2 separate regions of the Homo sapiens genome follow, and region 1 is linked to region 2. Evidence: read pairs that join two places in POLR2A ChIA-PET (ENCODE). Cell type or tissue: Caco-2. All regions are shown on one strand. Each heading gives the region's core, and the rest is flanking DNA. Links, peaks and the distances in the headings are about the cores only.

Evidence for each region. Peaks named below come from ENCODE experiments on the same cell type or tissue, not always from the same donor. Only the 100,000 strongest peaks of a DNase experiment are listed, where the experiment ranks them.
Region 1: POLR2A ChIA-PET joins it to region 2 with 5 read pairs; 3 of 35 experiments call an interaction of 5 or more read pairs at or near these places.

The regions. Positions count from the first base shown.
Region 1 is chr13:27,952,552-27,967,277 of GRCh38, forward strand. It overlaps CDX2 (caudal type homeobox 2), which reads right to left. Exons shown (of 3, transcript NM_001265.6): 2 at 12,319-12,464; 3 at 8,367-10,818. The coding sequence ends at 10,564. It overlaps LINC00543 (long intergenic non-protein coding RNA 543), which reads left to right and starts at 975. Exons shown (of 1, transcript NR_135254.1): 1 at 975-2,812. RefSeq lists a silencer at 1,165-1,554 and enhancers at 13,231-13,922, 13,923-14,614. In Caco-2, for the core only: a CTCF peak has its summit at 7,902 (motif pointing left); DNase peaks (open chromatin) are centred at 7,960, 8,340 and 9,960; H3K4me3 peaks cover 2,102 bases.
Region 2 is chr13:26,943,455-26,958,180 of GRCh38, forward strand. No RefSeq gene overlaps it. Among named protein-coding and RNA genes, the nearest start is that of USP12-AS1, 170 kb to the right of the region's middle. In Caco-2, for the core only: no CTCF peak of the experiment used is centred there; DNase peaks (open chromatin) are centred at 7,277 and 8,307.

The sequences.
Region 1 (14,726 bases), core at 6,046-11,045, 1.0 Mb after region 2:
AAATGATAAAAGCAAGTCACAAAGTAAAGTGTGACTTCATTTTTGTTTTTTTTAAAGGACAGAAAAGAAAGAACAAGATTTTAAATGTAATACGTATTTGTGTAAGCACAGAAAAATTCTCGAAATGACATCCAACAGTGTTAACATTGTTAATAGAGGGATGGAATTGAAAGGATGGAGAAGTTACTTTTTTCTTTTCACATTTCTGCGTTGTTTAACCTTCTTGGAAGGAATTGTTTGTCCAAGCCCTTAGCTCAAACCAAACTAGACTTTGCTATGGGAAAATGAGTAGGCTCGAATTCGCACACACATCAGGGAACAGTGACCTTGATACTGTTACGTATTCTTTGTACAATATTGGTTTGTTGCCTTTTTTAAAGTATCTGTTGAACACTGGTAAATTTTGTTCCCCGCCTCTCTGGTAATCGCTCGACCTGTTCTTTCCAGCAGGTATTTCTCCTGCAGAACCTGCTGGCTGGCCCCCGCCCTTATCTCTGGACTGCTTTGGAACCAGCGCGGCTTCTGTGTGGCAGCTACTGAGTGCACGCTCGACCTTTGCCACCCTCCGCGCTGATGGAAACTGGAGGAGGATGTGGTTTAGACACAATGTGGCCCAAGCGTCCTTGTTTCCTGAATATACCCCAAAGTACAAGTCCCATCTCCAGTTTTGAAAGAATTCCCCGAGGAAAGGGGCTTGAGTGGAGTGGGTGGAGGTGAGAGGGGAAGATGAGGTGTTGGAGAAGCCCGGCGCACGGGGCCTCTATTAATATTAACTTTTATTAAGAGTTGGCCTTTCCCCGGGGCTTCACAAAGCAGGAAGTCAAGGGCAGTGGAACAGGGAAGGGAACTGGCAGGAAGAGAAGACCTTGAGTAAATTATTTAGCTGTGACACGAGATTAAGAGTGACCCCACCCTCCTCCCTGCCCCACACACCCTAAAGTGGGCCCAGGTTGGGGAGCAGCGCTCCAGCTGCCACTAATCATGGAAGCCCAGAGGCGAAATCAGCTTCCCGGGGACCCAGAAAATTGCTGGAGTCTGGCGAGGGGCAAATCAGGAAGTGTCTTTGTCGGAGATGGGACGGAACCCGGCTTCGGGGCGCAACCGGGCTCTGGGGGAGACCGCGTTTGTCCAGGTGGCAGGCCGCGCCTTCTGATGGCTGTGAAGAGAAGGAGCGGGGGTTTTAAGAGCCACAGCGCCACCGAGAGAGTGGAAAGGAGTAGATTAGCTCGCGCCTGCTATGCGAGGCGACTCCCCCCGAGACCCACCCGCAGCCCAGCGCCCTTGGCCAGGAGGCCCGGAAAGCCACCGAGGCGGCCGAAAGGGGCCGCGGGGCACCCCTCAGCCCCTCCTGCGGCGGCTCCGGCTGCCCCTGCTCAGCCTCCCGCTCCCCGCCCGGAGTCCCAGCTCTCAGATCGGCCGCAGAGCTGGGAACAGAGGCCGCGGGGTCCAGGCCGTTCCGCCCGCTCAGCCGGAGCAGCAGCGCCGCCTGCCGGGGGCCTCGCGCAGGCGAGACAGGCCAGACGCCGGAGGCCGCGGGCGGCTGCAGCTTTGACGGGCCGAACACACCAGCGCTCCCGTTCCGCCTTTTGAAAATCAAATCCCTTGGGCCTGGTGCCACCATCGCTCAGCCCAGGTCTTCGACGACGGGTCGAAGGCCAGTGCTCCAGGCCTTCTTCACCGAGTGGCTTCGGCGCTTGCGGCCCAGGTTCCCCGCACCTCCGCGCCGTAGTTGCGCGCACCTTTTGAAAAGCTTGGCGTCTTCAGGTATAAGGACAAAAACAACCGCGGACATCACACCATTCCAAAGAAGAAAAAGAAAGTGCCCGGAATCTCAGGGCGCGACTTCCGGGGCGACGGGCGGCGGCGGAGAGGCGCTCCCCGGGCTTCCTACCCGGCAGGAGGCCGCGGCGCCGGGACCTCGCCTGCCCTCACCGCGCGCCACCTCTCGGGAGACGCCGCGAATCTCTCCAGGGAATCCCGGGCAGCGGCGCAGACCCAGCAAGGACCGGCAGCAGGCCGAGACCGGCCGTCTTGGGCGAGAGCAGCGGGACACGAGCCCCCGGGCGCCCGCTGGGAGCGCGGGGAGGCTCTGGGCTCAGGGAAGCTGCGCTCCGAGTGGCCTTGGAGGACGGTCAAGGAGCCCGGGCCCCGCGGCGGCCGGGAGTGGACGCGACTGGTCCGCGCCGGCCGCAGGGGAAGGGGCGGGTCGGCGCTGCCTGAGCTCTATCTGCTCTAATGGCTGGGGTAGATCCGCGGAGATACTTGAATACCAGGCCGAACGCTTCCCCAAGGCGTGTTGTAGACAACGGGCCCATTTGAGCATGTGCAAAGAACAAATTTCATCCATTTTTCTGTCTAAAACATTCAAAGACTCAAATCTAGACAATAGTTTCTCTGAGGTAGAAGTGTTGGGGGTGGGGGGTGGGTGGGAATAAACTAAAAGTTGGGGTAATGAGCTTGTTTCTTGTCTATTTTGTCTGACTATAGATTTACAAAAGGAGCACCCTGCTTTACTCAGTAATACCAGGCCCTCCTAGAAACTTACCCACCAGCTTCACATGGCATGATCATTTGATGAATCGCTTTTTAGTTTCCCATTCCGGACAAATATCCACCCAAGAGAACCAATCATAACACTGGATGTATTAACGCATGTCAAGACTCTCACTTCTCTGTAGAAATGAGAAATAAATGTCGATTGTTGGTTTTCTGTAGACTTGTGATCACGCCCAGGAACTGTCATTTTCCAGTTACCAGAATCTGAATCATTGTCTAATGTGCCACGTATATAACAATATATCACTAACAGCGATCTAAAAGCGTAAAGATGTTTACGTAAAATTCATAGATTTGATGAAAATAATAGGAATGAATGAAAATAAATACAAGAATCTGGATTTCTAAAATACGCATTATTTTTAACAAAGTGGTCCAAGGGAAAAATAATGTTTTAAGTTTTTATGTGCGGATTCCAGACAAGCATTCTTTCTTTTTGTTCTTCCTGCACTCTCCTACATTTCTATGTTGTTACTAGACAGTGATGTCTGGTTCTGACTTATTTATGTATTTTTTTCTATTTGTTTCTGGCAATGCACATAATAAGAAATACACATAGCAATATTCTTGCTGTTGTTGTTCATAACCACTGAGAAAAAAAAGCAGCAACAAGTAGGAATAAAAGAAGCCTCAGCCACAGAATGGCAAGAAACGTTATATGTTTTTTAGGGCCACTCTTTGCACCTCGTTTTACAGACAGGTTACTACTTATCAGCTTACTGACCTTGGGAAGACCCCAACCTCTGAGCTACCACTTCCTCATCTGTAACCTGAGGATCCAGTGAAGTCATGTAAGACAATGTAGCATTGTACGCTTATGACTAGACCCCAGTCATGACATGAGCTGCTTCTGTCTAGAAAATAGAGGGCTGGCAGGGCACGTTGGCTCACGACTGTAATCTCAGCACTTTGGGAGGCCGAGGCAGGCGGATCATGAGGTCAGGAGTTCAAGACCAGCCTGGCCGACATGGTGAAACCCTGTCTCTACTAAAAATACAAAAATTAGCTGTGTGTGGTGGTGCGCGCCTGTAATCCCAGCTACTGAGGAGGCTGAGCCAGGAGAATCGCTTGAACCTAGGAGGCGGAGATTGCAGTGAGCCAAGATCGCATCACTGCGCTCCAGCCTGGAGACAGAGCGAGACTCCATCTAAAAAAAAAAAAAGAAAAAAGAAAAAGAAAAGAAAAGAAAAATGAAAGAAAAAGAAAAGAAAAGAAAAATGAAAGAAAAGAAAAGAGAGGGCCGAGTGAAGACTGAAAACAGAATCTAGTTCTGTTAAGTTTTGCTGTAGCTGTTGTTTTTTAAATATTAGCTATACAGAGTGAAAGAACAATACCCGAAGTGTATTTCGTGAGTAGGAAACAGAGCCTGCCCTGGTCATTTTTAACAACTCCTAATCTGTGGTTTAGGTATATAATCCTTGTTCTTGATTCTACTAATTATCAATAAATTAAAATTATTTAAGTGCCACATAACAAGCCATCATAAGTTTGTATTACAATGACTTTAGCTCTGCATTGTTTTTCCTTGTTTGCTTCCCTGAGGTTGGAGAGGAACTTATCAACTACCACTTCCATAAAACCTATTATCATCATACTACAGATACTAAGTTTGAGATAGCAGACTGTTAATCCTGAAAGTTCTGAGATAACACATGAGCAATTAGGAAAAAATTCCTTTTTAGTTTTGAACTTAAAACTCAAATATGAAAGTGCATGAACTGCCCAGGGTTTTTACTTACCAATAAAATACTGGACACATAAACCCAGTACGTGATATAAATATTATTTTTAAGTAAATGTGCGTGTGAGGGGATGGTTTGAAAATCATTTCATCTCAGGGAAGTCTTTTTCGTGGATCAAAACTGGTTGTGTTGTGGTTTATGGATTACATCTCTAGCACAGAATCACCAGGATCCTGCTTTACTGGTTATTTAACTTTGGGGCTCTGGCAACCTTGTTGATATTATCTATATCTGCTGTGGTTAATGACAAATTCCAATTGGGAAAAGCTGTTGTTAAAACAAATGTAATGTTTGGGCACTAAAGATGCAGGAGCCAAAAGGTCACCTAAGTGCTGCCCCCACCTTCTCTGGACTGATTCCTCCAGGAAGAATGTCAAGGTAAACGTTGGTATAATCTCCGGAACTCACAGAGTCTACCTTCTTTATCTGGAATTTGAGAGGTTTTTTTTCTAAATCTAATGTCATAACCTTCTAGAAAGTCATGATATTTTATACATATATGTCTATATATGTGTAAATATGTATAAAATATGTCTATCTTTATTTATATATAGTATTCCTCTGATTTGTAGCTAAATATAAAATATCTCTATCTTTATTTATATATATGTATTCCTCTGATTTGTAACTAAAGAAAGAAGACAGCAGATGAGGCCGGGCGCGGTGGCTCACGCCTGTAATCCCAGCACTTTGGGAGGCCGAGGCAGGTGGATCACGAGGTCAGGAGATCGAGACCAGCCTGGCTAACACCGTGAACCTCGTCTCCACTAAAAAATACAAAAAATTAGCTGGGCATGGTGGCGGGTGCCTGCAGTCCCAGCTACTCAGGAGGCTGAGGCAGGAGAATGGCCTGAACCCGGGAGGCGGAGCTTGCAGTCAGCCGGGATCGCCACTGTGCTCCAGCCTGGGTGACAGCGAGACTCTGTCTCAAAAAAAAAAAAAAAAAAAGACAGCAGGTGATTCTTTTGGCCCAGTGTCACACAGCTAGCCCCACAGACATCTCTAAAACCTGCTTGGTTTGTTAAAATCATAGTGCACCCACTCCAAGAAGAGCAGGAGGCAAAAGGAAAAAGGCAAAGGAAAACTGACTGAATGTAGGAGTTGTGGGGTTGAAAATTTGTGCAGTCTAAGTGTGATTAAGAGGATAAGTTAAATATTTACAAATTAATCTACATTACTCAGATATGAATGTTTTTGTTATACTCTGAACAAAACCAATTTAATGCAAGATCTGCTGCCATAATTTTACTGTAAGGGAGAATTCTGGAGATGAGAGTAAAACATTTTTCTTAAAACAACATCTAAGGATGAATCAGCCTTAGAGAATTTAATCCTCAGCAGCCTGAGGTACAGGTTTAATATGTTAAACCTGTACCTCATATTAAATCTGTACTCTTGGGGTGGCTCCTGAAGAGTACAGAATTAATATTGAGGTGTTGAGGTAGAAATTATCTCAAAATAAAGAAACTTTTAATGCCATCTAGTTAGAGTATCTGCCTGTCTGCTCCTTTTGGGTTAAGAGTGTGCTGATGGCCAGGCACAGTGGCTCACACCTGTAATCCCAGCACTTTGGGAGGCTGAGGTGGGCAGATCACCTGAGGTCAGAAGTTCAAGACCAGCCTGGTTAACATGGTGAAACCCCGTCTCTACTAAATATACAAAAAAAAATTAGCCGGGCATTGTGGCGGTCGCCTGTAATCCCAGCTACTCAGAAGGCTGAGGCAGGAGAATTGCTTGAACCTGGGAGGTGGAGGTTGCAGTGAGCCGAGATCAAGCCATTGCACTCCAGCCTGGGCAACAAGAGCAAAAATTCGTCTTAAAAAAAAAAAAAGAGTGTGCTGATGGATTATTAGAAGGTTCTCAACTATATCCTCAACTAATCTTTATTCTCCTAAGTACAGCTAGAAACTAGATGTTCTAGTTGGGAACATGTCTTCTAGTAAATGAAAGGGCAAGTGAGCTATACAGATCAGCAACTTGTCGCCACATCTGAAATGCTACTTAGTGCCTTGCCACTCAAGATTTTATGCAGATGCTTAGGAAGTGGTAATCAAGGAACACAGACTTCAGGCAATTTTGACAAAGTAAGCAAAGCTGAATGCATTAGAAAAAAAATTCTGGGAAAGGGTTATTCTATCATAATTTGAGAAATTTTCTTGCTCAAAAGCTCTTTGTAAGGACTCTCCAGCACTTTGCAGAATACAGTACAAGAAGCTGCTCATATCATGACTGGGGTCTGGTCATAAGCATACAATGCTACATTGGCTCCCCATTGGATCCCCATGTTACAAATAAGGAAGTGGTAGCTCAGAGGTTGGGGCCTTCCCAAGGTCAGTAGGCTAGTAAATAGCAACCTGTCTAAAACGAGGTGCAAAGAGTGGCCCTAAAATATATCTATAACTTTTCGACCCAAAATTAGCCGGGCATGGTGGCGTGCACCTGCTGCTGAGACAGGAGACTCTCTTGAACCCAGGAGGCGAGGTCACAGTGAGCTGAGATCATGCCACTGCACTCCAGCTTGGGCGACTGAGTGAAACTCCATCTCAGAAAAAAATAAATAAATAAAATAACTTTTCTTGCCATTCTGTAGCTGAGACTTCTTTCATTTCTGCTTGTTGCCTCTTTTTTTTTCCGAGTGGTTGTGAACAACAACAGCAAGAATATTGCTATGTGTGTTTTTAGATTGTTATTTAATATTTTCTTCACTGACGTAGGCATCTTTCTGGATATTATTAGAAAGAAATGAAACACATTGCAATGAAATATTCGTTGCTTTCATTGGCAGTCCATCGTGTTAACTTTATTGGATGAATATGATAAAGCCACGAATTGTTCACGGCGGGGCGTGGGGGAGAAGACTCAGGCTGTTCATTCTCCATAAATACTTTTTTGTTTGTTTGTTTTTGAGGCGGAGTCTCTCTCTGTCGCCCAGGCTGCAGTGTAGTGGCTCGATCTCGGCTCACTGCAACCTCCGCCTCCCGGGTTCAAGTGATTCTCCTGCCTCAGCCTCCCGATAGCTGGGATTACAGGAGCGCACCACGACGCCCGGCTAATTTTTGTATTTTTAGCGGAGACGGGGTTTCGCCATGTTGGCTAGGCTGGTTTCGAACTCCTGACCTCAAGTGATTCGCCCGCCTCTGCCTCTCAAAGTGCTGAGATTACAGGCGTGAGCCACTGCGCCCGGCCCGGCCCATAGACACTTTTTTAAACCTCTGTTCCACAATATTGACAGGTTTTATTCTCATATTTATCCTAAATTTCTAGTATTACCATATATTAATACTGTGCCCACATTACTGTAATTTTTAGAAAGAAAACATCGTGTGCAAAATGACCCTTTTAGAATGGTATAGTCCCTCTCCCCCAATTTTGTTTTTCTTAAACATTCAACAAACCCAAGAATCTCTCCTGCCTGACTTAGTTTTAACTTAGTTTCAACAGGCCCACGACCAACGTAGAAAAATCTTGCAGCGCCCGGGTTTGGGCTCAGCCGGAGTCGGCAGAGGCGCTTGCACCTCCCAACTGGGTGAAAACTGGAACCTTTCCGGGTTCACGAGCCCAAGCCCCATCTCTTCCCAGAGCGCGCGCGCCCTCTGGCGCCTGAACCGGCGACTGGACGCGGTGGAGGCGTGGGATTCGGAGGCCGGGACCCCAAGCTCTGCGCTGGAGGCGTCAGGAGCCGCGAGGTCATCCGGTCTCAACCTCAGGCGCCCCTGTGCAGGCCTCCCTACACTCCTCAAGCTGCGCTCCCTACTCGTGCCACATCCCTTGTTCCGTAGGTATTGCTTCGGGGGTGACACAGTTGGCGTTAGAAGCGCGGTGGCCTCACTTGCCGGAGAGGGTCTTGGTTTTGCGCCTTTTTCCGTGGCCCGGGAGGCTTGCCAGGCGCTCGCAGCAGCGAGCCGGGTGCTTGCATCTCAGAGAGCAGCCGAGCTCCCTTCCCTGGCCCCGTACCCGCGTGCAAGGGGACCGAGCCCCGGGAAGGGGAAGAACTTGTAATCGCTTGCAGCGGGACAATGTCGACTTTTGAACCTCTAACCACTAAGCAAACAACCCATGTGCTCTTGCTCCACTGTCCAAACAGGGTTTATTGACAGGCGTTTCACGGCAACGCATAGCAACCCCGGCGGCTAGGGGGCGGGCCTGTGGGCGCGGCCGGGGCGCGGGGAGACCTGCGGGGCACCGGGGCTCAGACCGGCCCTGACCCAGGACCCCTGACCCAGGACCCCTCGCCCAGCGGACCCGGACACGGCTTCCTCCTCTGCCCGGCACCCCCCGACCCCACGCCCCGCACTCCTCCCTCTGGCTTCGAGGCCAGGCGCCCGCGGGCCGGGCCACCGGAGCCCCTTTCCCAATCCTGGAGCTGTATACGCCACCCGGAAGGGCCGCGGAATTGGAGAGGTGCTGCAGAGGGTCTATACCTCTTGCTGTTTCCCGGCTCTGCTCATCTTCCCCAACTGCCCTTAAGGCGCCTCCGTGGGCGCGCTGATTAGGCTCTCGGATGTTGGTGGGAAGATCGAAACGAAGGGCTAAGCCCCCCTCGCCCGGGTCCTGCCGGAAAGTTCAGCTCGGCGGCCTCCAGGATCAAAAATTTTAAAGGCTGCAGCCCGGTCCCCAGTGGATCGGCCAGATAACAAGAAACTGTCACTAAAAGGATCATTTTATACTGGGTCTAGAAATCTTGTTTGTGGGGTGATTGGGTTGGAAGGGGGGGCGCGGTCGGGGATAAGGAAACTGCAAAGACAGAGAAGAGAGTGGAGGCAGAAAGGGCTCACGGAAATGCCCAGTGATTTACAGAAGACTAAATTCATGGAAATGCTGTCTTGGGAAACTAGGGGGATTTTTTTTAAAAAAAATTTAATGCTCACGTTTAACTAGCTGGGTTGTGGGGCGTCCTTAGGAGGGAGTCACTGCAGAAGGGAACTGCCTGCTGTTTGCAAAAAGCCTCCATGTGGATTTGGTGAGATGCTATGAGGGGGCCCTCTCACCCCCACCCCCCATAATTTCTGACTGCTGGGAAGCACCTGGCCATTCAGATGTGCATTTTGCCCAAAGGCACCCCCAGGAGAGCCACGCATTCCAAGGCTGGGCTCAGGCTTGGGGGCAGGGAAGGTCTCAGAACCTGCTCTTTCAGGCTTCTGATGCTCTGGGGTAAAATGAGGCTGTCCAGATAATCTCCACTCCCTCTCTGAATTTTCCAAATCAGCTTGCAAGCAGAGAAGATATTTCATTTCTTTAAAAAATAAAAAATAGTTGCAGACAAAATCTGAAGATAAATACAGAATCTGAAATCTGGAAAGCTCATTTATCTCTTTTTCTTTTTAGAAAAAATTCAACTGTGTTCAAATACTCCCCACTTCCCTTCACCATATCACTTCTCCCCCCATGGATCCAGAAGGCTTTAAAAACTCTGGCTTGGATGTTACACAGACCAACAACCCAAACAGCAGCAACAACAACACAAACTCCCCCCACCCCCTTCTTCATCAGCCCCAAGATTGTGAAAATGACAGGAAGTCCAGGTTGGCTCTGGCATTTATAGCACTGACATACATTCAGCCCAGAGAAGCTCTGGTGACAGGCTCTCTAAACAAGTCCCTGTTCGGGCCCCCTGGTCAGGCCTGGAGTCCAATAACCACCCCCTCATACCACACCCTGTGCATACACCAGCCAAGCCTTTCCTGGTCTGGGAAGGGAAGAGAAAAAAGACGCAGGCCACCTGGGGGTTCTGCAGTCTTTGGTCAGTCCAGCTTTCTATCTTAGCTGCCTTTGGCTTCCGCAGTGTAAACCTTGCCTGCCCGGAGGCAGGAGGCCCAGCTGGACCTCCGAGGGCCATGAGCAGGCAGCAGCCATCTTGGCCTCAAGCTTGCCTTTCCCTTGAGTCCCTCTCTCCCCTCGGCTCTAGCCAGAGGTGCAGCCTGCAGATCTAGGAAGAGAAGAGCTGGGGAGGAGGATGAAGGCCTGGTTGGTGTGGTCAGTCCAGGCAATGCTTCTGCCAGTCCGGAATGAAGCCCAGCGGAGGCTTTCTGTCTCCTCAGTGGCAGAAAAAGCCAGATGGGAAAAAGTAAAAATCTGGGAGAGTATATTTCTTGAGGCCCCAAATCCCACTTGTCTTACTCCTGGCTCCCATTTTTCCTCTGAGAGCCAGGTCTGTAGGTCTATGGCTGTGGGTGGGAGGGGAGGGGTCTCTCCTGAGGAGTCTAGCAGAGTCCACGCTCCTCATGGCTCAGCCTGGAATTGCTCTGCCGCTGCAGAACCCGGTGGGTCACTGGGTGACGGTGGGGTTTAGCACCCCCCCAGTTGGCCCCAGAACCCCAGGGACAGAGCCAGGCACTGAGGCTTGCAGGGAAGACACCGGACTCAAGGGCTCTGGGACACTTCTCAGAGGACCTGGCTGAGGCTGGGGAGGCTGTGGTGGCGGCGGAGGCGGCTGTGGTGGCTGCTGCTGCTGTTGCTGCTGCAACTTCTTCTTGTTGATTTTCCTCTCCTTTGCTCTGCGGTTCTGAAACCAGATTTTAACCTAGAAATGGAAAGGTGGAGAAAAGCACATTGTGGTGAAGATGTGAGGGAAAAGAGGAACAGTACCCAGCAGTATCATCAACATCTTCTGCTCCAGCTACAGAACTCCAAGTCCTTCTAGAAGCTTTCCTCGGGCATCCCCATAACAGCCCAACCCTGGATCCATTCTTAGGCCCAATTCAGCCTCATGGGGAAGAGTCTTCCTCCTTCCTTGCTCCCTGAGTTTCTTTTCAAAGCAACTTTTATCTACGTATTTACTGCAAAAGTTTAAAGTCTCAGAACCAAGGAAAACTGAAACTGCAAGGCCCTTTCTACACAGCAAAGGGAGGCCAGTGCTGGGTGGTATACTTCAAATGGCAACCTTTGGCCCCTCAAGGCTAAACTAAAACGTAATTTTCCTCACCTTAGAGCTGAAAATGAGATTTAATTTTGTGGCTTCCTGGCTGTGAAGTTGGCCTGTTTTTCTAGACTATATATATAAAATGTTCATGAACCAAGTCTTGTCCCTCTAGTTTTTGTGAGAGACTGAGTACTTTATTCAGTTTATTTTCTTAGGTACAGTGCTGGAAACAAAGAGAATAGGTCTTTAATATGTCTTTATAGACCCAAATGGAATTCTGGATTAAACTAATACCCTTGGCTGTTTTTCACACTTCTTATATCCCTCAAAAGAGAGAGACAGAAAAAATCAACAACATCAAAAAAAGAGGACTAAAGGTAGAAGGAGGCTTTTTAAAAAAGTACTCCAGGGCCAGGCACAGTGGCTCACACCTGTAATCTCAGCACTTTGGGAGGCCGAGGCGGGTGGATCACCTGAGGCCAGGAGTTCGAGACTAGCCTGACTAACATGGAGAAACCGCATTTCTACTAAAAATACAAAATTAGCCGGGCGTGGTGGCACATGCCTGTAGTCCCAGCTATTTGGGAGGCTGAAGCAGGAGAATCGCTTGAACCCGGGAGGCAGAGGTTGCAGTGAGCTGAGACCGCGCCATTGCACTTCAGCCTGCACAACAAGAGTGAAACTGCGTTTCGACGGTGGCGGGTGGGGGGGCATGTACTCCAGGCCAGGCATGGTGGTTCACACCGGTAATCTCAGCACTTTAGGAGTCCAAGACAGGAGGAGCATTTGGAGTTTGAGACCAACCTGGGTAAGACAGTGAGACCATCTCTGCAAAAAATTTAAACATTAGCCAGTCATGGTGGCTCGAGCCTGTAGTCCAAGCTACTCAGGTGACTGAGGCAGGAGGATCCCTTCAGCTCAGGAAGTCAGGGCTGCAGTGAGCTATGATTGTGCCACTACACTCCAGCCTGGGCCACAAAGCAAGACCCCATCTCTGTTTAAAAAAAAAAAAAAAAAAAAAAAGGACTCCAAAGACGAATGCTTGCATCCTCCTGCTTCAGTCTCTCCACAGATTTAGATGGCCCCTGCAGCCAGATTTTCTAACTCTCATGGTCCTCTGCCAGGCAGTGGCCCGCCCGGAGGGAGCTAGGCGGTCCCCACCTGCCTCTCAGAGAGCCCCAGCGTGGCGGCTAGCTCGGCTTTCCTCCGGATGGTGATGTAGCGACTGTAGTGAAACTCCTTCTCCAGCTCCAGCCGCTGGTGGTCCGTGTACACCACTCGATATTTGTCTTTCGTCCTGGTTTTCACTGTGGAGGAAGGAGAAGTGAGGGCTGAGAACTGCAAGGCAGCCCATCAGTCATGGGTAATGACAAACCTCCCTAACCCAGGGACATTTCTCTTCCTCCACCACCCTGGGGGGCCCGGGTTTGGCTGGTTCCTGCCAAGTCTGACAAGACCCCCCAGAGGGTCCTGTGGGGGGAGGGTATGAGGCTAGTGGAGGCAACTAAACTAACCTTGGTATTAAGTGGTTTTTAAAAATTAAGGAAAGTGAAAACCTCATTCACACAGAAGACAGCAGAATGTAACCACCCTTTCGGTAAACCAAATACAGTACTGGCATATATTTGACACCAAGGGAAAGGGGGCAGGGTGAAGTGGCCGGGATCCTGGAAGCATCCAGATTTCCAGGCCTACCAGAGATGGAAGCCCACCCCGAAAACAGCTGTCATTGTGGGCACATGTTGTAGAGGGGGTGTGGGGGTTACTACTTTGCTTTACTACAAGTGGAAAGCGGGGCTCAGGAGCTGACAAGTCGCCAGAATCATCCCCCAGACACACCAGGCCCATCAGGTGGAATTCTGAGCTGGGCTCTGGCCGAGGGAACAGGCAGAAAACCCCTCCTGCTGGGGACACTTTATACCTGCCCAGACCAGGTTTGGCGTTTGGTACTTTTTCTTTTTTGATCCTCCATTTATTCCTGCTGCAAATCCGGCCAGAGTTATCCTGACCAGTGATCTATGCTCATTGGATTGAGTCAACATATTAAATCCCAGATTGATTGTTTTACTGAAGGGCCTTGACAAATAGTGTCCACAATGTTGGAGCAGGCCCGAGCCTGGCGTCTCCACCAGGTCTGTCTTGGCTCAGCCCTTGGCAGAGCCCTGGCCAGAAGCTGTTCTCTCTGGCTCCGTCCCACTTTTGGGTCTTCTTGCAGCTGAACAGGTTCAATCGCCCAGTGCCCAATCCCACAGAAAGATCTGAAGGGCCTGGGAGTTGCCTGGAGGTGTTTAATGCCCCGCAGGCTGACTTTGTTCAGGTAAAACCCTTTGCAAACCACAACAAAAGCGTCCTGGGAAGATACAGGCCTGATCAGAGGGAGCTCCCCCGAGCCGCTGAAAGGCCAACACAGCCGCAAACAATGCAGGACAAGGCGATCTTATCAAAGAAAAGCCCTTTCAATGCCTTAATAACAACCACATTCTGTTTGAATTACCACTACTGAGCAAATGGCGGCCCCGGCTTTCATCCCCCTCCCCGCCAGGCGCATTAACATAAACACGACCCTGCAGGCGCATTTGAATGGGGCTGCGGCCCCGACCCCGCGCCTGCTATGAAAGTAAAGGGAACTAACGCGACTTTCTCCGCGGTGGACGCTCGGACACGCGTGACCGCCTCAAACCCACTCCAGGCTGCCATTGGTACTCGCCCCTTTTTACAGATGAGGAAATGGAGAATCAGACCGGGTCACGCAGATAGTATCAGGCGGGGTTGGCACCGGAGCCTGGCTGGAGCCACAGAGGACACCTCCGGAGCTGAGGCGCAGGGCAGTTCCCTCAGCCGAACACCCCGGGAGGGAGACTCGCCTGGAAGTGTCTCGGAGCGACCCTTGCTCGGGTGCTGCCCCTTCAGTGTCCCGGACGTGCCGGGCAACGCGATGACCAGACCCTGAGCGCTCTTCGACCCATGCCCCAAGGGCCTTGGAGGCGCCCCACACCCCCTGGGAACCTAGGAGCGGGGCTATGGAGGGGAGGGATGAGAGGGACTTGTCAGAATTCATTATTGACTGCGAAAGTCACCACCCTCTTTCCGGGCCCTAAAAGAGACAATGGCAGGGCTGGGAAGGTGTATATCAAAGCAAGCCAGGCCGCGTCCCCCCCTCCACCCCCACACCTTGACAGATGACGCTCCGCAGAGGAGCCCGGCTCCGGCCCGCGGGCTGCGGCCACCCCACATTAACATCACAAGGGCACCCGGCGCCGACTGCGGCCTTGCCACCTCGGCGCAGGACTTCACAGCGGCCTCTCATCTGCTGACCCCGCGGCCTGGGCTCTGGCGGCTTCCCTCCCGCCCCCTTCCCGGCCCTCACCCCGCGGCCGCTCTCCCGGGACACGCAAAGGTCTTCCTTAGGGCGTGCGCCACCCCCGCCAACCGCGCCCCAGACAGGGGCTGTAGAAAGTGGGTCTTTGGGAGCCAGGATCTGGGAGCCCCTGCTAGGAGAAAGGCGCCTCCTCTAGGAGAAGGGACCAAGCCAAAGCTCTGAGGCTCACCCGAGGCTGATCTGTGGCCTT
Region 2 (14,726 bases), core at 5,257-10,256:
GAAAGAGAGAGGCTCAGAACAGTGACCCAGAACCAACAACCAAGAAGCCTGGGAGCTATGGTCCTTAAGAGAAAGAAAGGAAAGACATATTATCCTCCAGCTGTTCAGCCTAGCTTACTAGGGTAGGAAGGAGGCAGGAATAGAGGGAAAATGCCATTATCAGGAAAAAAACACTGGCCATATGGCCAGGTGATCTGCAGTGCACTCTCCCTGCAGAATCTCAGCCTTGTAGACGGGCCCTAAAGACTTTTTTTTTTTTTTTTATGAGCCAAGATGGAAACTTACTGAAGGTGCAGCGTTTTGTTTCTTTCATCTTTTGAGAATAATTATGCTTTGCTATTCTTTTTGTCTCTTTACTCCCTACTCTGTTTCTTACATTCATTGATTTATGAAAATAATACTAACTGAGCATTATCTACTCCAGGCGTCCTCAACCACAGAAGTCATAGTGGTGATTAGGGCCGGCATGACCTGGCTTCTCTTCCTTCCTCTCCTGCCAAGCTCCACGCCTGATTCTATTTCCATTTCTAGCTCCATTTCTCCCCCATTCAAATCACCCCATCCCTCTCCCTCCCTATGCCTGTAATGCACTTTTCACCCAATCAGCACATACATATTGAGTGCCTCTGGTGTGGCAGACACCAATTGGGTCCTGGAGTACAGCAGTGAACAAACAAATAAGTTTCCATCTTTCAGAGGCCTCACACACTAATGACCCTGAAGAACCTAGACAGGTCAGATCTCAAAACATAGTAAGCACCAAAGACAGTTCACTCCATATTCAGATTGATTTGGAAAACAGAGTGAGCTGACCTCCAGGCTGGGGAGACAACTTGGTCCAGCTATTGGGGACTGCAGAGAGCAGAAGAGAAGCGTGTGTGTGTGTGTGTGTGTGTGTGTGTGTGTGTGTGTGTGTGTGCGTGCGTAGGAATTTCCCTTCTTGAGAGACCCTATCAAGTCACTAGACTGGTAGAACAGATCAAAGACAGACATAATATTTCTGGTTTTCAGGAAGACCATTTCATAATATTTCAGGGAGAATGTTATCGTCAAGATGAAGTAATTTGGATTGTGTATGATTCAGGTAAGTGTATTAATAGCTGCATCTGTCATATCCAAAGACTGTTGATTAAAGGATTAATGTCTATTAAGAAATAAAATTATTTTTCCATTTGGTCATTGAGTTCTGTCTTTGACACTGTTCTGATACACACAATTTCCAAAGATGTCAATGAAGACAACCTATATACCAGCAGGCGACATACCTGTGGATGGAGCCACAGGTAGGCCCCAAGAAAGATGCCTGTGCCACTTCTTCAACATTGTACAGCAGGTTCTAGTCAGAGCAGTTGGGTAAGAAAATCAAATAAAAGCAATTGGAGGGTAAGAAATATAGCCATCTCTGTTCACAGATTACATGATCTTGTATACAGGAAATTCTAAAAAATCAACTAAAAACTAATCAGACTAATAAATGAGTTCAGCCAAGCAGCAGGATACAAGATAAGAGGCAAAAATAAATTGTATTTCTATACATTTGCAATGAACAATAAAAAATGAAATGATAAAAACAATTTTAAAACTTAAAGAAGATCTAAATATATGGAAAGACATCCCATAGTCATGGATCAAGAGACTTAATATTGTCAAGATGACAATACTCGCCAAAGTGATCTACAGAGTCAGTGCAATCTCTATCAAAATCCCAGCTGACTTCTGTGCAAAAATTGAAAAGCCAATCCTAAAATTTATATGGAAATTCGAAGGACCCAGAATAACAAAAACAATCTTGAAAAGAAGAACTGAGTTGAAGGGCTCACAATTCAATTCCTTATTTCAAAACTTACTGCAAAGCTATAGCAATCAAGACAAAGTGGTACTGGTATAAAGCTAGACATAAAGGTCAATGAAAAGGAACTGACAGTCCATAAATAAAGCCTCACAATTACAGTTAATTGATTTTCATCAAGAATTTCAAAACAATTCAGTAGAGCAAAGAATGGTGTTTTCAACAAATTGTGCTACAACAAATGAATATCCATATGCAAAAGAATGAAGATGTACATTTATCCCACACCATACACATACACAAACACACACACACACACACAACTCAAAAGGGATCAAAGACCTAAATGTAAGTGATACAACTGTAAAACTCTTTGAAGAAAGCATATGACTAAATCTTCATGACCTTTGATTTGGCAAAGGCTTCTTAGATATGAGACCTAAAGTATGAACAACAAAAGGAAAAACAGATAAATTGGACTTCATCAAAATTAACACATTTGTCCTTCAAAGGACACCATCAAGAAAATGAAAAGACACCTATTGAAAGGAAGAAAAATTTTGCAAATCATATATCTGATAATGGGATTGTATCATATATCTGATAAGGGAATTGTAAAGAACTCTTTGCAACTCAATAACAAGAAGAGGAACCACTTGATTCTAAAATGAGCAGAAGACATGGCTAGGCATTTCTCCATGGAAAATACACAAATGCCCAGCAAATACATGAAAACATGCTCAACATCATTAGCCATCAGGGAAATGTGAATCAAATCATAATGAGCTACCTCTTCACACCTACAGGATGGTCAGATTAAAAATGACAACAACAGCTGGTGACAATGTGGGGAAAGAAGCGTCAAAATATTAAACGTAGTTAACATTTGACCCAGTAATTCCATTCCTAGGTATATGCACACACAAAAAATGAAAACAGGCTCACACAAAAACTTGCACATGAACGTTCATAGCAGCATTATTCAAAATTGCCAAAAAGTAAAAACAGCTCTAATGTCTATCAACTGACGAGTGCATAAATAAAATGTAGCACATTCATACAAAGGAATATATTCAGCAGTAAAAAGGAAAGAAATACTAATACATGATAAAACATAGATGGGCCTTGAAAACACTAAGCTAACGAAAAAGGCCAGCCAAGAAAGACCACACAATCAAGTGATTCTGTTTATATGAAATGCCCAGGATAGGCAAATCCACAGAGACAAAAAAGTAGCTTAGTGGTTGGCAGGGCCTAGGAGAGAAGGGGAGATCGAGGGGTCACGGCTGAAGGGTATGGAATTTCCTTGGGAGGAGATGAGGGTGTTCTAAAATTGTGATGATGGTTGCACAACTCTGTGAATATAAGAGCTAAAAACTATTCAATTGTACACTCTAAACAGGCGAGTTCACTGGCATATGAATTACATCTCAATGAAGCAGTTATGAAGAAGAGAAAGAAGGAAGAGAAGGAGAAAAGGAAGGAAGGAAAGAAGGGGAGGAAGAAAGAAAGGAGAGAGATTCCTGCCCCAAAGACCTTCTTAAACTAAAGACAGTTGGAGAACACACTCTAGGCTCAGATGTGTCCTCATTGTGTCCGTGGGTAAGATGAATAGTAATTAACTCTCCTGCCAATGTCCCCTGCCACAGCTTCCTCTGAGCAGCAGGGTCTGGGACAGGCAAAGGGAACAAAGACTGTATCTGCCATGGCCTCTATCACTTCAGGGCACAATGCTGACTCTAGTCCCCCAAGTAGTATAAAATACTTTTGATAGAGCATGACTTTTTACCTACGCTTGACCAGAAATGGATCCCTGTGTAACCCTGTGTACAGAAATTACTAATCCTAGCTTTAGGATGAAGTTGCTATTGGTACAAATAGCCACAAGATGACAGTGTCGTCCTACTCAAATTCTTAACACAAGGCCCTGTCCTCAGCTCCTCTTCATAAGAGGTGTAAATGAAGTGATGCTAGTTTCCTGCCCTTCTGAGAACACTAGGCTTGAATTGTATTTGAATCAATTTTTTTTTTTTTTGAGACGGAGTTTCACTCTTGTTGCCCAGGCTGGAGTGCAATGGCATGAGCTCGGCTCACTGTAACCTCCAACTCCAGGGTTCAAGCAATTCTCCTGCCTCAGCCTCCCAAGTAGCTGGGATTATAAGCATGCACCACCACGCCCAGCTAATTTTTTGTATTTAGTGGAGACAGCGTTTCACCATGTTGGCCAGGCTGGTCTCAAACTCCTGACCTCAGGTGATCCACCCGCTTCGGCCTCTCAAAGTGCTGGGATTACAGGCATGCACTACCACACCCTGCCATGAATCAATTATTATAAAATAACTATTAAAGTATTAGCTAAATGAGAAGGAATCATGCTTAGGATTAAATAGCCCTTCTTTATTAAACCTTCTTACCAAAAATGTGATGGGAAAACTATTCAAGAATGAAAGCAAAGATTGCATTTTGATGGTTTCAACAGAAAAATGGATAAGCATGATATGGTTCATACAAGCAATGGAACATGATTCAGCCTTAAAAAGGAAGGAAATTCTGACACATGCTACTACATGGGTGAACCTTGAGGACATTATGCTAAATTAAATAAACCAGTGCAAAAGGAAAAATATTGTATGATTCTACTCATATGAGGTATTTAGAGTAGCCAAACTCATAGAGACAGAAAGTAGAATGGTGGTTGCAGGGGCTGGGGGAAAGAGCGGGGAGTTGTTTAACGAGGACAGTTGCAGTTTTGCAAGATGAAAGAGTTCTGTAGATAGTGGTGATGATGTGAATGTATTTAATGTCACTGGTGCACTTAAAAATGGTTAAAATTGGTAAAGTTTATGTGATGTATATTTTACCACAATATTTAAAAAGTAAGTTACTTTTAAAAATTTTCAGAATCATTTTTTGGGGGAGCATTGAAAAGTCCTCAGATGAGATGGTCACTCCCAGAATGAGGCAGAGAAGCGGGAGGGGAAGAGGGTGTCTGGAGAAGGGTGGGCACAGGCCCACCAGCCCAAAACATCCCTCCCCACCCTTTGCTGACCCCGCTCCTCTCGAAGCTTCTGGCCACCCTGCTGCTCAGCAGCTCAGATCCAGGTGGCTGAGGGCCACTCTGGATGAGTACAGGAGTCACCAAAATTCACATTTGGGTAATAGCTTGAGTCAAAAGGTGCTGAGAGCTTCCATTAGGACTGACCTCTGGAATGGGCCCCTCACCGGGCCTGCGTCCACCCCACTGCTGTCCTCTGGATGAAAACTAGCAGTTAGGTCTACAGGGTGATGCTTCCATTGAGCGCTTTTGTTCCCTCCGGCACTGTTGTCAGAGCAGATGACACCCCTCACCCCTCACCCTCTGGAAGCTCAGGGTGGTCCCTCCAGTGTCTCTAGGCCCTGGAGTCACACACTGGCCCCTCCAGGCTCAATGGCCCCTGGGGCCCTGTAAAAAGGAGGTAGGCTCTGCAGTCAAGGTGACCTTTCTCAGCTGCAATTTTGATTTCCCCTGAGGAAGGCCCCAAGGAATCCAGGGCTGTGTAAGGAATCCTGGCCCTTCATGCTGGGAGCCAGGATTAAGAATTCCTATACACAGGGCTGCCTAGTTCCATGTCTAGTCAAGGGCAGGTAGAAAGGCACACCCTATCAAAAGTATCAACCAGGCCCAATGGCATGAGCCTGTAGTCCCAGATTCTTGGGAGGCTGAGTTGGGAGGATCATTGAGCCCATGGGGTGAGGCTACAGTAAGCTGTGATTATGCCACTGCACTCCAGCCTGAGTGACAGAGTGAGACCCCCCATCCCAAAAAAAAAACAAAAACAAGTATTTTCATTATTTGTACTGTGGGGGGCGGGGTGGCAAAGTCTGTGTGTGATGATGGTGGATTTGGGACGGTGATTGTCCACAGCACAGGTGAAGCCACTATGCAGAGGGAAAAATCTCTCCCAGATGCCCCAGCACACAGGAACACACACTCTCACGCTTGCACACACGCACCACTGGTCATTATTAAATCGATGTGATTAATATGTGCACGGACAGGCCAGGTGCAGTGGTTCATGCCTGGAATCCCAGCACTTTGGGGGGCCGAGGTGGGTGGATCACAAGGTCAGGAGTTCAAGACCAGCCTGATCAACATGGTGAAACCCCATCGCTACTAAAAATACAAAAATTAGCCAGGTGTGGTGGCGGGCACCTGTAATCCCAGCTACTCAGAAGGCTGAGGCAGGAGAATCACTTGAACCCAGGAGGTGGAGTTTGCGGCGAGCTGAGATCACGCCACTGCCCTCCAGCCTGGGCAACAGAGCAAGACTCTGTCTCAAAAAAAAAAAAAAAAAAAAAAGGGTGCACAGACAATATAGAAAGCCCCTGAGGAGCAGATGTTTGCAGCCTCTGTGAAACTATCTGGTATAGAAGCTTTCCTATTTTTCTCTGGGAACAGTGATGTCACAACTCTGCAGAAGCACCTCCAACAGAAGCCGAATCAGAGACCCGGGGAGGCCTGTGCAAAATGCTCTTCTCCCGGGCAGGTCCCAGCCCAGGCTACCGTTAATATGTAAACACCGAGAGCTAGAATGACCAGGAGGCAAAGGGAAAGAGAGCTAATTAGATAAACCTTCATGCTTACAACCCCATTAGTTAATTAAATGATCACTTTACTGTGCAGAAAGTGAGCTGTCAGACTAATCCAAGTGTTACCAGCTTTATGGGGTCCGTGGGCCCTTTACAAGCTTCCTCTGCTCCCAAGTGTCAAATTGGGGCTGTATTGATAGATAAAAGCAACATCGAGCTGCTCTGATTGCGGCCTTTCCCTTCGATATCTTTATACTGTGCTATAAAAGCCTATTATACTTAATTTAAAGAGTGAAAATTGTTGACATCTCTTTCAATTGCTAATCTTTAGGAAACAATGAATGGAATATTATTTGAAAGGAATAAAGTGCTCGCTTTATTGGAGAGTAGTAAAAATCTAATAGTTGGCAAAACAATATGGTGTTTACTCTTCAAGATAGTTGGGTTTATTAGCTTAAGCGATTGAGAGCATTTTACAGTCAGCCTCAGCCCTCTTGTGTTTAGGTTTTACTTGGGTTAGAGCACCCGAGCTTTTATTTGTTGTCGTTGTTGTTGTTTTCCTTTTCTTTCTTTTTTTCTTTACTCTTTCTTACTCCCCTCCTCCCACCTGGAAAAAGATCAAGGATGACACTTTTAAGGAACCCGTTAGCAAATATGCCATATATTCATTGAGCCAAAAAATATCCTGCAAGTGAAAAACATGTTTTGTCAGATGCTAAATCCTTCATGGGTGGAATGTTCTGAAATGACAACTCACCAGGGCAGGAGGCCGGGAGCTCAAAAGTGTTATGGGGTCTGGGAGCCAGGGCAGTGGATCTGTGAGTACGCACTGCCCTGACCCCACCCCACAGCACACACACGCACACACTCCACCACGGAAGGGGAGGGCTCGAGGCTGAGTTAGAGCTTCTGCCAGCCCCGAGAAGGCTCTGGGTCACCTGTGTCCCTCTATTCAGCACAGAGGGCCCACCTGCCTGCATCCTCCACCTCCTGGCGTCCCGGGAGGGCAAGGACTTTAGTACTTGATACGTGATTCAGTTACGTCCTGGGAGCCCAGGAGGGAGCTTAGCACCCAGGTGTTTAATAAGCACTTCTAGAATGAGGTAGGAAGTAAGGAGACACTGAACCAGAGAAAGTGTGACTTTTCACATTTGAGACTTAGGGCTCTTGGTTTTCACACACAGGGTCAGGTATCAGGGGCCCAGCCAGTAGTTCCCCAATCTGAGCGCGTGAACGCTGCTGCACACTCCCTGACTGGGGAGGCCTGCGGAAGGGCCCCAGGAAACACACTTTGTTGTTGTTGTTGTTGTTGAGACAGAGTCTCGCTCTGTCACGAGGCTGGAGCGCAGTGGCGCGATCTCGGCTCAGTGCAAACTCCGCCTCCCGGGTTCAAGCGATCCTTCTGCTTCAGGCTCCCGAGTAGCTGGGACTACAGGCGTGTGCCACCATGCCCAGCTAATGTTTGTGTTTTTAGTAGAGAGGAGTTTCACCATGTTGGCCAGGATGGTCTCGATCTCTTGACCTCATGATTCGCCCACCTCAGCTTCCCAAAGTGCTGGGATTACCGACAGGAACCACTGCGCTCAGCCAAAACACACTTTTAACAAGCACACCAGCCAACTGCAAATGTTCAAATAACTTGGTTTCAGCAGAGGCTACTTTTCTCCCGTGGCCAGGTGCAGAGAGGCCGATGTGCACATCTGCTGCTAAGCTCCACCTGGGGTTTCCTGCTGCCAGGCTGTGGGTTCCAGGAAGGCCTGGCCCAGGACCCTAAATCTTTGCCATCTCTGCCTCTAGTGGCCCTGCAGAACTCGAATCGGGAATAAAGACCGCAGCACCACGGCACACACAGGTGAAGCCCAGGTGACAGGTTGTGCCAGCTCCTGCTCATGCTCCCTGTTGCTAGGGATTGTGAAACAGGCAGGGGCGACCAGCCCCGTGCCAGCCCAGCGGTCTAAATGTTCCAAAGGTGACAAGGCCCAAGGCAGGGCCTCTTGAATAAGCCCCCATGAGTCTGATCACTCACGCCAACAGAAGCTGCTTATCTCTTGAACTTTCAGCCTGCTAATTCCAACCAAGGTACATATCGCTTAGCTTTGGGCAATAAAAAGAAAAAAAAGTGTGTTTATCTGCTGTAGCTAAATCCAGTCTCTCCCAGATGACTCTGCTGTAGGCCTATTTCCTTGTTCTCCAAGTTCCAGTTTCTATAGTCAAGGCCAGCCAAAGAGCACAGCTCACCCAATGGCCTGAGAACTTGGCCAGCCCGAACGCCCTGAGCCCAGTTACCCAGAGGCCCCATCCAAGATCACAGCCAAGGTCAGGAGCTGGTGCTCCGGAGGCCATTGGCTTCCAGGCCCTCCATCCCATAAATAATGGGTTGCTGGTCAACCGGAATTCAAAAGGGGTTGATGTTATCTGAGTAAACCCGTTGTTGAAGCCAGATAGGGCCTTCGGGGTGTCTGCAAAGACTAGAGCCCAAAAAAGCCTCCACCTGACACTGAGTTAGGACCTAGAGTCCCAGTGGCACAGACCAGTCCTGAACCAGCCCACGACACCCCTGCTGCTACCATCTCCTCCCTGCCCTGGGACCTGGGATCTGGTTGTCAGCACCGCCATGCAGGGGAAATGGATCGGCAACAAGCAGAATGTCCATGCTTCCCCGTGGCCCTGGAGAGAAGGGGCCAGATGGAGAATGAGCCAGCTTTTGGCAAACACATGGACTCAATGTTCTGGAGTCTGCCCCTCACTAGGAGTCCATTCCAGGCCTAAGGCAGCTCACCTTGGCTCTGTTTGGTTTTGCCATTGACAGAGGCTCGGATCAACTGTGGACACGTGGGAAGGGTGGAGTGGGGACAAGGACACCGCGCTGGCTATTCCTTAGCACAGCAGCCCCAGAGGTGCATCTTCACAGAGGAGGTGCCATGGCCCCACTGTCCAAGGGCCAACCCTCTCTGCTCAGCCCTCGTGCCAACTCCCACCTTGGTCAAAGGCGGACAAGGGCCCTGTAGATCCTCGTGTGTGAAGCGAGTCATTTTGCTGGGATGGAGCTGCTCAGATACAGGCTACCACCCAGGGTGCCCCCTTGCAGTGTGGCACCGAGCACAGCCATCTTTTAGAAACACGTCAGTGCTTGAGGTGAATCAGCTGAATTGTGGTTTGGCAGTTATATTTTCTCCAGAAGCAGCATGATTGGACAACAGGTGCGACTGTCTGCAGAAAGCAAAGGCCCCACCAGGGCATCTAGAAAAAAGGGTTGGTTTCCACAGCACCAGAAACAGCAGCCTTTAGGCACCCAGGGCCCCGGACCTAGAGAGATCTGGGGACCAGAATGGGTGATGGGCTGGGAATGCAGTCCTGGGGCTACCTGTCCCTGTTCCTGCCCCTGGGCACCAGGTGGTCCCAGCATGCAGACTCCCACCCTGGCTGTGCCCTGCCTTAAGGAGAAGGGAAGGGAGGGGGGCCTCCCACACAGATTTCTTTGGCCCAGTGGCACATCTCATTGTCTCCTCACTCAGCATCCACTGAAGGCTCAGATACTGCGGGGCATTAATGATGCTGTAAGGTAATAAGGCCAGACGCTGCTCGTGTGAGAGCAAGCACTTGATAAAAGGGAGATTTACAGCCACATCCATCAACTTAATTATCTTTTACTAGAGTTTAAACTTAGTAGTAATCCTAATCTCTATTTAGTACGGTTTACAGGATCTATGGACACTTTACAATCTTCCTCTATTGGCAAGTGTCAAATTATGGCAATATTGATAAAACGGTGGAGTAAATGGGAGGTGAGACAACTCCAGAACCAGCTAATATGCATTTTACTGCACTGTAAAAGCCTATGACTCTCTGATTTCAGATGAAAATTTGTAGCCAATAATCAGAGCTGATAATGTTTCGGAAACAATTCTATGGGTCATAAAAGTCCCCTTCATGGCCTTCTACAACATGGACCTGACCATGAGTAGCGGGGAGCGTGGGGCGTGAGCAGGCTCCCTCCTGATGGCCTGCTGCCTTGGCCAAGGACAGGGCTGGGGGCCTTTGATGCTCTTCCACAGGAAAGGGTGCTGGACCACCCTGACCCCGGGCCACCCGACTCACCTGCTTCTAGCAACCTGTGTGGGCTTCTCTTGCAAAGAGACCGTTTTCCAGAGGACCTCATAGGAAAAAGCCTGCTACACTTTCCAAGGGATAGGATAAAGGAGCAGCTGGACCAGTTGCCCTTGGACTGTCTCCAGCCAGCTAGGCAGCCACATAGAGGGGATCTTAGGGCCAATATTATGGCTTTGAGCCCAGTACACCTGAAAAGAACCAGTGCCTTCACAGAAGTCACTCTATTTCTTTCTAATCCACTAACCTTTTGCTGTCAGCCCTGTCCATTTTCCCTAATACCGCTTGACGGTGTTCAGTTTAGACTTTCTCTATCTGGAAAACAGTGTCAAAATCATTGATGCTTCCTGACTTGAGTTACTTGGTACTAAGACCATAGTGCGCCCTAAGGCAAAAATGCAGTTTTCAAACAGACGTTCCCTCTGGGACTGAGGGGCTGTCCTCAGAGACCTTTGCTGGTTCTGGAGGAAGGAGCCTGCAGTGGTGCCTCCCTCTCAGCCCCTAGGACCTCCCCAGGGCCAATGTCACTTGGAGGTTCTGGGACTGGCTCAGCCTACAGGGCCGCCTCGAGCCCATATGGTGATTTGGTAGCTCTAGGAAAAGACCTCCTTTCTTGATGTGGATGTCGCCTATGGCCACACATGCTTTGATCATCTAGGCTGGAGGGCAGGCCTCCCTTGCACCACCCTTGGCGGAAGCTCTGGCTTCAGCCTCTCTCCAGACATTGAGTGTCTCAGTGAAGAAAGTCTGGCTTGGAGTCTGTAGCCCAGAGACCCCAGCTTGGCTGTTGGCTCTCTGGTTCTATTTTTCCTTTTCTTTTTCCAAAATACTTCTTTTTCCGGGTATCTTCTCTCTAAAGCTTTCCAAGCCTGATCCAGTCCAAAGCTGGTCCTTCAGTCCCTGTGACAACCCCACAGCACCCCTGGGAAGCGTTTACGGAACGAGGGTGTGCTTTCACCTTCCCACACAGAGTTAGAAGATGGAGCCCTGGGCCCCAGCCATGCCTGGAGCTGGGAGACGGGGTGTGTTTCTAAGCCCCGGATTGTCACTATTTGTGCACTTGTGGCTGGATCCAGGTGCTGGAGCTTGAGGTCAAAGAGGTGTCTGGGGAGACAATGGCATTTCACAGAGCAAGGGTCCAGATTAGAGCACAATGTGGGGAGCACATGGCATGATCCCTGACTCATAGCTCCAGAGCCACCGCTACCACACAATCCATCCATTTGAGGGAGGGGAGCAATGTCGAATCAAATTAGAGTGCTATCTGGCATTCTCACCTGAATGGGATTAGTTTATCAACTGGCTTTCCAAGAGGCCCCAGGGCACATAGCAGGTGCATTAAAGGGAGATGAATGGAGGGGAAGACAGTCTGCCTTGCCAAAGAAGTCCAGCCCAGTGGAAGGCGGGGTAGGTAGGGGGGAGGTACGAGAGCACCACCACAGAGAAAAATCAGGGTGCTCAGGGAAAGGGGAGGCCCTCCGAAAGTGGGGAGAAGGAGCTCTGAGGGCAGAAACACAGGCTAAGGAAGCAAAGCCATCTTCGCAAATGTCCTTGGGATCCGCTTTACAACCTGCCCAGGACAACAGGGACTATAAAGTAGCTCCTTAATATTTTATTTTGCTGAGGACAGACTCCGGCAGTGTCACAAGTTGCCTGGATGCATGCATTATCATTGCCAGAACATTTTTGATATCCTCAAAGTCATTCCTGAAACAGGTGGAGGCCTCAGGGTCCATCCATCTGGCCTGACACCGACCGGGTGGCAAGGAAGGCCAGGGGCCAGGTGAGTTGCAGAGAAAGCTCCGGCAAAGTGAGGGATTTCTGGAAAGTCAGAGAAACTTCTTTTAACTCAGGAGAGAATCTTTCCCTTTGTCTCTCTCTTTCCAAAAAAAAAAAAAAGCATTTTAGTGATAAGAAAGTTTCCAATTTCCACTCATCATGAGACATATTAAAAGGACATTCTCAAAGATTGTCAAGGCAATTGTAGTTAAAAGTCAACAATGGCTGGAAATAAAGTCAATACAATTTCTCTACCTGAAAATATAAGTGTTCTAGAGATGATTTATTTGATTTATTTGGCCATAAATTATTCCCATGCACAGGTATTTCCTTATTTTCATTGTACAAATTTTAAAATTAATGTCATTTGTATGAACTGAATAGGTATTGAAGTGCTCAGGTACTTTCAGATCTTAAATATATACATTTAAAATATATATACGTTTAAAAATCAGGGTGCCCAGGGAAAAGGGAGACCCTCTGAATGGGGAGAAGGGAGTTTTGAGAGGCAGAAACACAGATCGAAGGGAGCAGTGTCCTTGTCTTCCCAAGTGTCCTTGGAGTCTGCTTGACAACCTGATCCCAAGGAAGTATGTCCCATTATCAGTGGAAACTGGATACTTTCTTATCACTTAGAATCCTTTTTTTAAAAAAAGAGGCAAATCATTTTTATAAATGTACAATGTACATAAAAAAATAAACATCTAAAACTGCCAACATGAGGGTGGGCTAGCCATTGGATTTAGGGGCAGGAATAGCTTAGGAGCCCCAGTTGGTTTCACAAATGATACAAGGAACAAAGGGCTCCAGGCAAGGGGAGAAAAAGGCGTCCATCAAGCCAATTTGTTTGCCTGTGTGCAAGGAGGCAAGAAGTCATTTCGGGATTCCGCCCTATCTTATCCACCCTATCTTATCAGGTGGTAAATCTGTCCTTTGATCTTGTCAACAATGTGGAAAGTTGGAGACAGCTGCCACCACCCCTAGTCAGCAGTGCCTCACCAACCCTCATAAAACATTTATGAAACCCGTAATAAACAGGCTGATAAGGAAGAGGGCTCAAGATTTCAAAAGTCAGCAGCTCCACAGAAAATGCCCTTCTCTACCGTCAAGGTTTCTTTATTTGAAGAGCAAACACAAACCATCAATTCCCACTGGCCATAAAGTTTCTGAGCAAAGAGTTTCACCAAACCCTGAGATTAGCAGAATTTGTTTGGAGTCTTACCCATGTTCAGAAACCACCTCCCCTCCCCTTCCCGAAATTCTCCACGTGGAGAAGGGCATAGAGGGCTGGGATGAGAAGAATGCAGTCAGGGAGAAATAAAGAGCCATTTGATGCCCCAAAGTAAACGACTATTCTATCATTGAGTCTGGAAAAGAGAAGAAGGCGTAGCATTTTAGTAGCACGTTGTAAAATATAACTTTGGGCATATTTAAACTTCTGCTTTGTTTTCTGGGAAAATCAACTGAGCTCTCTCTGAGTTGAGCAGGAGTAGACAGAGTCCTAAACATGCCCCCACTCTCTGGGAATTTTCTCAGTTGACCATTCTGAACAAGTGTCAGAGGAGTTGAGCTGCTTAAACCAGAGGTCTTAGAAAATGGGGAAGTAAGGAAAGCCTTGAGAGCAGGGTGACTGGACAGTCTTCAGGACAGTCTTCAGGGGAATGCTAATATGCTTCAGGGCAATGAATGTTGCTGCTGGCAGACCACAGTAGAAGGAGGTGCACTATACGCATCTGTTGCATGAGGAATAGGTGAGCCAGAGAAAGCATGGATGATGCTACAGGCAGGCAAGCAAAGATAAACAGTGCATGAGCTGAGGGAGAGAAAACAGAGGAAATGTACATTCCATACAAGCACACTTTTACCTAGTGCCTTGCTTTCAAGATGATAAAAGGCAACAAAAGCAAAGGATCACAGAATTGACTGGGGAAAAAATTCCAGGTCTTTCATCTCTTCTGCCCCAGCCAACCGGTGGCCAATTAAAGAAAAAGAAAGACAAGGACCCTCAAGGCGGCCTAATGAGCAAACCCTAGAGGCTGAGCAGCTCCCCTGCATAGAAAGCCTCTCTCCTGAACACGCCCATGCTAGCAAATGTTTCCCTGCATCCTCCTCAGAGAGCGCCTTCAGAGATGCTCATCTCCTCTCTCTCTCCGTCCTCCACACTTGCCTCATTGCCTAAAAAAAGGAAATCCTTACGAACCCTTACACACTGGCCCCTGATCTGTGTGGAGTGCCCTGTGCTTCTCTGTGTGTTTTCCATGTCAGTTTTTCTGTGTTCAGGAGTGGAGGCAACCACTGTTTGACCCTGTAAGGTGCCTGCCTGAGCACCCTTTGGGCACCTGGAGCTGATGAGAAGGGTGGTCCAGGGAATAGTGCTAAAAGTTGGGGACTGGGGGAGCTCCTGCCCACATGATCAGGTCATGCACTTGCCCAACAACACCCAGCAGAGGGCTCCATGGGCAGGTGGGTGGAGGGGACTCTA